Linked DNA regions of Homo sapiens: region 2 is linked to region 1. The links are chromatin contacts, found by Hi-C or POLR2A ChIA-PET in ENCODE. All regions are on one chromosome and are shown on one strand. The core of a region is the stretch at or near the end of the contact, and the rest is flanking DNA. Distances in the headings are between cores, read along the strand shown.

Region 1 (3,055 bases), core at 156-2,655:
TTTCCTTCTTTCCTTCCTTCCTTTCTTCTTTCTTTTCTTTTCTTTTTTGATAGGGTCTTGCTCTGAAGACCTTGGAGGCTGGAGTGCAGCAGTGAGATCACACCTCACTGTAACTTTGAACTCCTGGGCTCAAGTGATCCTCCTGCCTCAGCCTCCTGAGTAAGTGGGACTACAGGCATGCACCACCATGGCCGGCTAATTTTTAATTTCTTTTTGTGGAGACGAGGTCCTGCTATGTTGCCCAAGCTCCTCAAACTCCTGGCCTCCCCATCTGCTTCTTAGTCTTCTTGTTACCATTCCTCCTGAGACCTACGCTCCAGCTGTGGGGACATTTCTCAGGCCTACCCCCTATGCTGGTGCCAACCCCTTCACCCAGAATCCCTCCACCCGACGCCAGCCCTAGCCCCTATTCCTTTCTTTGATTGCCTGCTCCTAGTCATCCTTCAAAGCTTGGTTCAGCTGCAAGCTTCCCAGTATGGCTGTGCAAGGGGCATTGCAAAGAGGTGGAGGGTGCCCTGTGCACATCTGAGGTCACTGTAGATTATGACAATTTTCTGGTACATAGTGATAAAATGAATGGTGCCACTGAGGTCATCAGCAGGGCAACTTCTGTCACTTCCTCCTGGAAATGTTCACTGGCCCTCCCAGTTTGCGTTGGGTGACTCTTCTCTGTCATGGCCATGTCATACCAAACTGTGACTGTTTATTAGTATCCATGCTCTTTTGGAGGATGAGCTCTTGGAGGACAGGACCGTGTCCTTCCCTTCTGTATACCTGGCACAAGAACTGATGGGCAGTCCGTGAAGGTTTGTTGAGTGAATGAGCGTGTCCCCGGTAACAGAGTGCCGTGGATAAGGCCCCAGGATCCTGAGTTAGAATCCTGGTGCTGCCTCTCCCATGCAGGGTGACTTAGACACAGCACTCCACAAGTAGCCACCCCATACCTCATACAAAGAGTATGGGGCTCAAGTGAGAAAGTGGCTGCCAAGCACTGAGGGAATGCATGGTGATTCTTACGACTGAATATTTTCCAGTGCTGAAGCTGCTTCTGTGTTGTGCTTCCTAGTCCACTTTTCTGGACTCCCTCTCTCGGTTTGTTTATTATTATTTTAATCCTCCTGAGTTTTACTAGAGAGGCAGCACCATCTTGGTAAATATCTTAACTGCCAGCTCCTGGTGGGGGGAGGGGGTGGAAGTTGAAGTGGAATTCAGTGCAGTGATGTGTGAGATAATGGAACACACACACATTACAGCTAAAGTCCAAGGGAAAGGCTGTCAGAATTAGCTGGATTCTCCCGGCGTCCTCTCTGCACCGGGGCTTGCGATCTGGCCCTCGGCCGCAGGTTGGCACAGCCTGCTTTGTTGCTGAGATGCCCAGTTTCCTCTCGCTCCTGCCCTCTGCTGGCCGGAATCAGATTCTTTCCCGCATATTTGACTCTGTTGCCTCTGGGGATCCGCCTGGGGATCCGCCTGCGTCTCGGGGGCCTGGTTTTCTTTGCTTATTCACTTGCTTGCTGGAGTGTCTATTCCCTGCTTGCTGCATTAGAAGCTATGGGGTACACAAGTGATGCTGGTCCTCAAAGTCCACCTTCAAGGAGCAAGAAATTTGGATAATCTTGGAGAAGCAGAAGCCAGGACCTCAATCCAGAACTCTGTGCCTGGAGCAATGAAGGAGTTATTGTCCCCAGACATGGCACACCAGATTGCAAATTTATAAAGACAGGGAATCATACTTATGTAGAGCTTCGCAATTTACAGAGCACCAAGACATACATTTTCCAATTTAACTCTTTTTTTTTTTTTAGACAGAGTCTCACTCTGTTGCCCAGCTAGAGTGCAGAGTGCAGAGGAACAATCACAGCTCACTGCAACCTCCACCTCCTGGGTTCAAGCAATCCTCCTGCCTCAGCCCCCCAAGTACTTGGGTCTACAGGCACTTGCCACCACGCCCAGCCAATTTTTGTATTTTTTGTAGAGACAGGGTTTCACCATGTTGCCCAGGCTGGTCTTGAACTCCTGACCTCAAGTGATCTGCTTACCTCAGCCTCCCAAAGTGTAGGGATTACAGGCATGAGCCACCATGCCTAGCTAATTTAACCCTTTCAAGCAAACCACTGAGGATGGTATTAATGAAATAAAATAGAAATTGTGTTGGGAGACTGACATTTACTGTCATCAGATGTGATTACTGGCAAACATCTTGTTAGTCAGCTGATGTTATGTCTCACCTCAAAGGACACACTTGATGGGTGGGTGGGGGAAAGCCAGTAAGCCAGGAGTTTCAAAGGAACACTGTGTGGTCTGACCCACACTGTCTTTCCGTAGCATCTGAACTTTCTGTCCCTGCCTCTCCAGCAATGTCTGAGAAGATCAAAGTCTGAGGAGACAGATGTGACTCCTGGAGAGGCATCCAATGGGTAGTTCTCCACTTCTGCCTTGCAACCGTGATCCCAGAAATTCTGAAAGGGCACTTTTAGGATTAAAAGCATTTAGCTTCGTTTCTTCCTTTGTAGGAATGGAAAATCAAAATCACTCTGAAGTCGTGGTTTCTTTTAAGATGCAAAACAACTCCTTTCAAGCCATTGCTTTTAAATCTCTCACATTCAAGCTTAAATCAGTGAGTGACATTGTCACCGTATAATCCGACTGAGTTAAATCGAATAGTGGGAAAGTGGCCTTTTCTTTCTTTAATCTTTGACAAAATAAGGCAAATTCTAAAATTATGCCCAACAGTCTATCAGTAGTCTTTGTTGTTCCACATGTTCAAAGAGAAATGTCTATAAACTCTCAGCTGGTGTTTTTCTAACCCGGAGGCATTCTCTTCCCTACCAGGAAGGGAGGAGTGACTAACATATGATGCTGAGAGAGGCCACTAGGAAAGAGATGGCTGAGAGGGAGAATTTCTCCCGGTGTCAGAGGCATGCGAACCAGAGCAACTCCATCTTGAATACAGAGCTGGGTAAAATGAGGCGGAGACCTACTGGGCTGCATTCCCAGACTGTTAAGGCATTCTAAGTCACAAGATGAGATAAGAGGTCAGCACAAGATGCAGGTC
Region 2 (3,055 bases), core at 219-2,718, 270 kb before region 1:
GGGGCAGGGCCATTTCGTCGTCATCTCCCAGCACCACACACACTCGGTTTGCTGAATGCTTCCTAAATAAATTCCTGCCAAATGCTACCAAGACGACCTCGGACCCTGCAGCCAGGCGAATGAGGCAGCCCTCTCTGGGGCACCACCTCGCTGTCGCTGACAGCTGGTTTTCTGTTCCCTATCCCCCGCTGCTCACAAGGGCACTTCACAACACGCTGCGTATCGGGGGTGCCTGGTGGCGCCGTGCCTCACTCTCGGGACGGGGCCCAAGAGATCATCGGGTAGAAACCGGCCTTTGGGGTCTGGCAGGGCTCTAGTCCCAAGGACACTCTTCCCACCCCGCTGAGGTCTGAAGGATCCGCCCAGCGAGATCTTCTGTGAATGATCAAGGGCCGCTGTCTACAGCCATGGTCTGGAGATGGTTCTGATCTCTCCACACTCCAGGAAGAGACCCCCAAAACAACCAGTTCCACCACCCTCTCACCCCAATTTCCTCACCACACTTCATAGGGAGAAGAGCGCTGCTTGTGGCAGGGTGGCGTGTGGCTGTCATTAAAGTGCGTTCCTTTAATGAGCGCTCAGGGCTCCCAGGGGCCTGCTGCTATGCCATGGGGTGGGGCTGCCAGCAGGGCAGGGGGTTGATCCCATCACATCTCCCCAGACACATCCTCAGGAAACCACCTCAAAACCACCTAAGAACAAAGGAAGTTATCACACTGGGGACAGGGACAGGGGTCAGAGTTCAGCTTCTCAAGTAGGATAGGTGGGGTTCCGGGGTTGGCAGCTTGTGATCAGAGCCTTGGCCACAGAGCGCTCCCGGCACCCACCTGCCTCTTCTGACACAGTGCAGGGAAAAGCACAGTTCAGCAGAAGTGCCCTCGGAGAGGCAGGAGGATGGCCCCTGTGGCTGCCAGAGCTATGGAAAATTTTGCATGACATCACTCCGTGAGAGTCATGAGCTGATTTCTAGCACCACTTCCTCAACAGCCTCCGTGTGGGGGGCCTGAGTGCCTGGCAACAGTCCCAGGTGCATTTCCTGGGCAGGACCACGGCCTGGGGGAGGCTGGGGAGAGGAGCACTGTAGCAGCCAGGAGAGGCTCTTAACATTGCCACAGAGCACTGGGGCTCCTGGGTCCAGGGAGGAGGGGGTCGGGAGTGGTACAGGGGAGTGAGGAGAGCCGGTATCTGGTGAGCGCAGTGGAGGCAGGGGAGCTGTACAGGCGCGGACTCCATCCTCCCGCCCACCGCAAGGGGCGCCCTTACCAGCCCCATCTCACAGGGAGGGAAACAGACGCACAGAGAGGTTAAGCAGCCTGCCCAAGGTGACAGAGCGGGGAGCTGGGATCCAAATCCACTTTCTAGCTACAGTGCCTGGGCAAGTTTCTCAAGCCAAGTCTGGCCCCAGAGCTGGTGCTCCTAATTACACCTCCTTGCAGATGACGTCGCCAGCCTGCTTACCCATGCTGCTGTCTCAGGGCTACCACTGCCATTTCACACACGCATGACTGTCCCCCAGGGAAGCTGAATCACCCGCCCAAGCACACAGCTAGTCTGTGTTGGAGCCAAAATGTAGGTTTCACTTTAAGCCCATGCTCCATCTAGCCCCAAAGTCCGGCAGTTTCCAATCGGATTAGTTTGCTGTACCCTGTATGTATGTATGTATGTACGTATGTATGTATGTATGCATGTATTATTTATTTATTTATTTTTTGAGACAGAGTTTTACTCTTGTTGCCCAAGCTGGAGTGCAATGGTGTGATCTCGGCTCACCGCAACCTCTGCCTCCCAGGTTCTAGTGATTCTCCTGCCTCACCCTCTGGAGTAACTGAGATTACAAGCATGCGTCACCACGCCCAGCTAATTTTATATTTTTAGTAGAGATGGGATTTCTCCATGTAGGTCAGGCTGGTCTCAAACTCCCGACCTCAGGTGATCTGCCTGCTTCGGCCTCCCAAAGTGCTGGGATTACAGGCGTGAGCCACCACGCCCGGCTATTTTTTTTTGAGATGGAGTTTCACTCTTGTTGCCCAGGCTGGAGTGGAGTGGTGCAATCTCAGCTCACTGCTACCTCCGCCTCCTGGGTTCAAGTAATTCTCTTGCCTCAGCCTCCCGAGTTGCTGGGATTATACCGGCTAATTTTTTGTATTTTTGGTAGAGATGGGGTGTTACCATGTTGGCCAGGCTGGTCTCGAACTCCTGACCTCAGGTGATTCACCTGCCTCAGCCTCCCAAAGTGCTGGGATTACAGGTGTGAACCACTGCACCTGGCCTGCTGTACCCTTTAAAAGAGTGTGGTCAACCAGTGTACCTGCTATTGACTGAATGTGTGCACCCCCAAGTTAATATGCTGAAGTACGAACACCCAAGGTGATGGTTTGAGGTGGTGGGGGTATTTGGGAGGTGACTGGGTTATGGCAGTGGAGCCCTCATGAATGGGGTTTGTGCCCAGAGATCTCCTGCACCTCTCCCACCATGTCAGATGCAGAGAAAAGGCAGCATCTATGGAGCAAGAAGCAGGTCCTCACAGCCGGCCAATCTGCGGGCCGCTGGTCTCGGACTTCCAGCCTCCAGAACTGCGCGAAATAAATGTCTGTTGCTGATAAGCCACCCCGTCTACTACGGAACTTTGTCACAGCAACACACTGGACTCAGACAGCGTTCCCTGCCCATTTTAAAACTGCCATTGAAGGTTTTCATCGGTAGTTGAAATGCCTGTAAATAATATATTGTGCAGTGTATTCTAAATATTGACACGTAAAACTAAAACTCTGGGAGCCTCTTGTCAGTATCCCATGGAATCTACACAGTAACGTGATACTCATTGCCATCTATTATTTACAGGATTGCAGGAGCATGCTCTTTCTTACCACATGGAACTTTCACTCATATTTCCAGTCCCCCCTCTTCAGAATTCCATCCTAATGTAGCATATCTGGTGCTTCTACGTCCTGTTCTGATCACCCCATCAGCCCCTGCAGCCGTGTGTTCCTCAACTCCAAGTGTTTAAAAAGAGAGCGTTCTGGTTTATCGTTCCAGTGATACCTAACTGGTCAAA

Evidence for each region. A loop is a pair of places that touch in the nucleus more often than their neighbours do. ChIA-PET counts read pairs that join two places held with the same protein, here RNA polymerase II (POLR2A). Pooled maps may share reads with other maps.
Region 2: a loop to region 1 is called in a map of naive thymus-derived CD4-positive, alpha-beta T cell, with 6 times the contacts of the local background. The contact joins two enhancer-like sites. A Hi-C loop is called at or near these places in 10 of 168 maps with a recorded cell type or tissue (B cell, CD14-positive monocyte, CD4-positive, alpha-beta T cell and 5 more), 16 of 37 single-sample maps with no recorded cell type and 16 of 50 pooled maps. POLR2A ChIA-PET finds 5 or more read pairs at or near these places in 5 of 52 experiments (CD4-positive, alpha-beta memory T cell, activated B cell, activated CD4-positive, alpha-beta T cell and 1 more).

Annotation. Positions count from the first base shown.
Region 1 is chr6:157,755,166-157,758,220 of GRCh38, reverse strand. No RefSeq gene overlaps it. Among named protein-coding and RNA genes, the nearest start is that of SNX9, 67 kb to the left of the region's middle. RefSeq lists a silencer at 2,610-2,904. Within about 2 kb of position 1,405, at least 10 of the 41 ENCODE cell types and tissues checked have a DNase peak (open chromatin) inside an H3K27ac peak, as active enhancers do.
Region 2 is chr6:158,024,609-158,027,663 of GRCh38, reverse strand. All of the region lies in intron 2 of SYNJ2 (synaptojanin 2), which reads right to left. Among named protein-coding and RNA genes, the nearest start is that of SYNJ2-IT1, 25 kb to the right of the region's middle. RefSeq lists enhancers at 633-702, 220-907, 908-1,595. Within about 2 kb of position 1,468, at least 36 of the 41 ENCODE cell types and tissues checked have a DNase peak (open chromatin) inside an H3K27ac peak, as active enhancers do.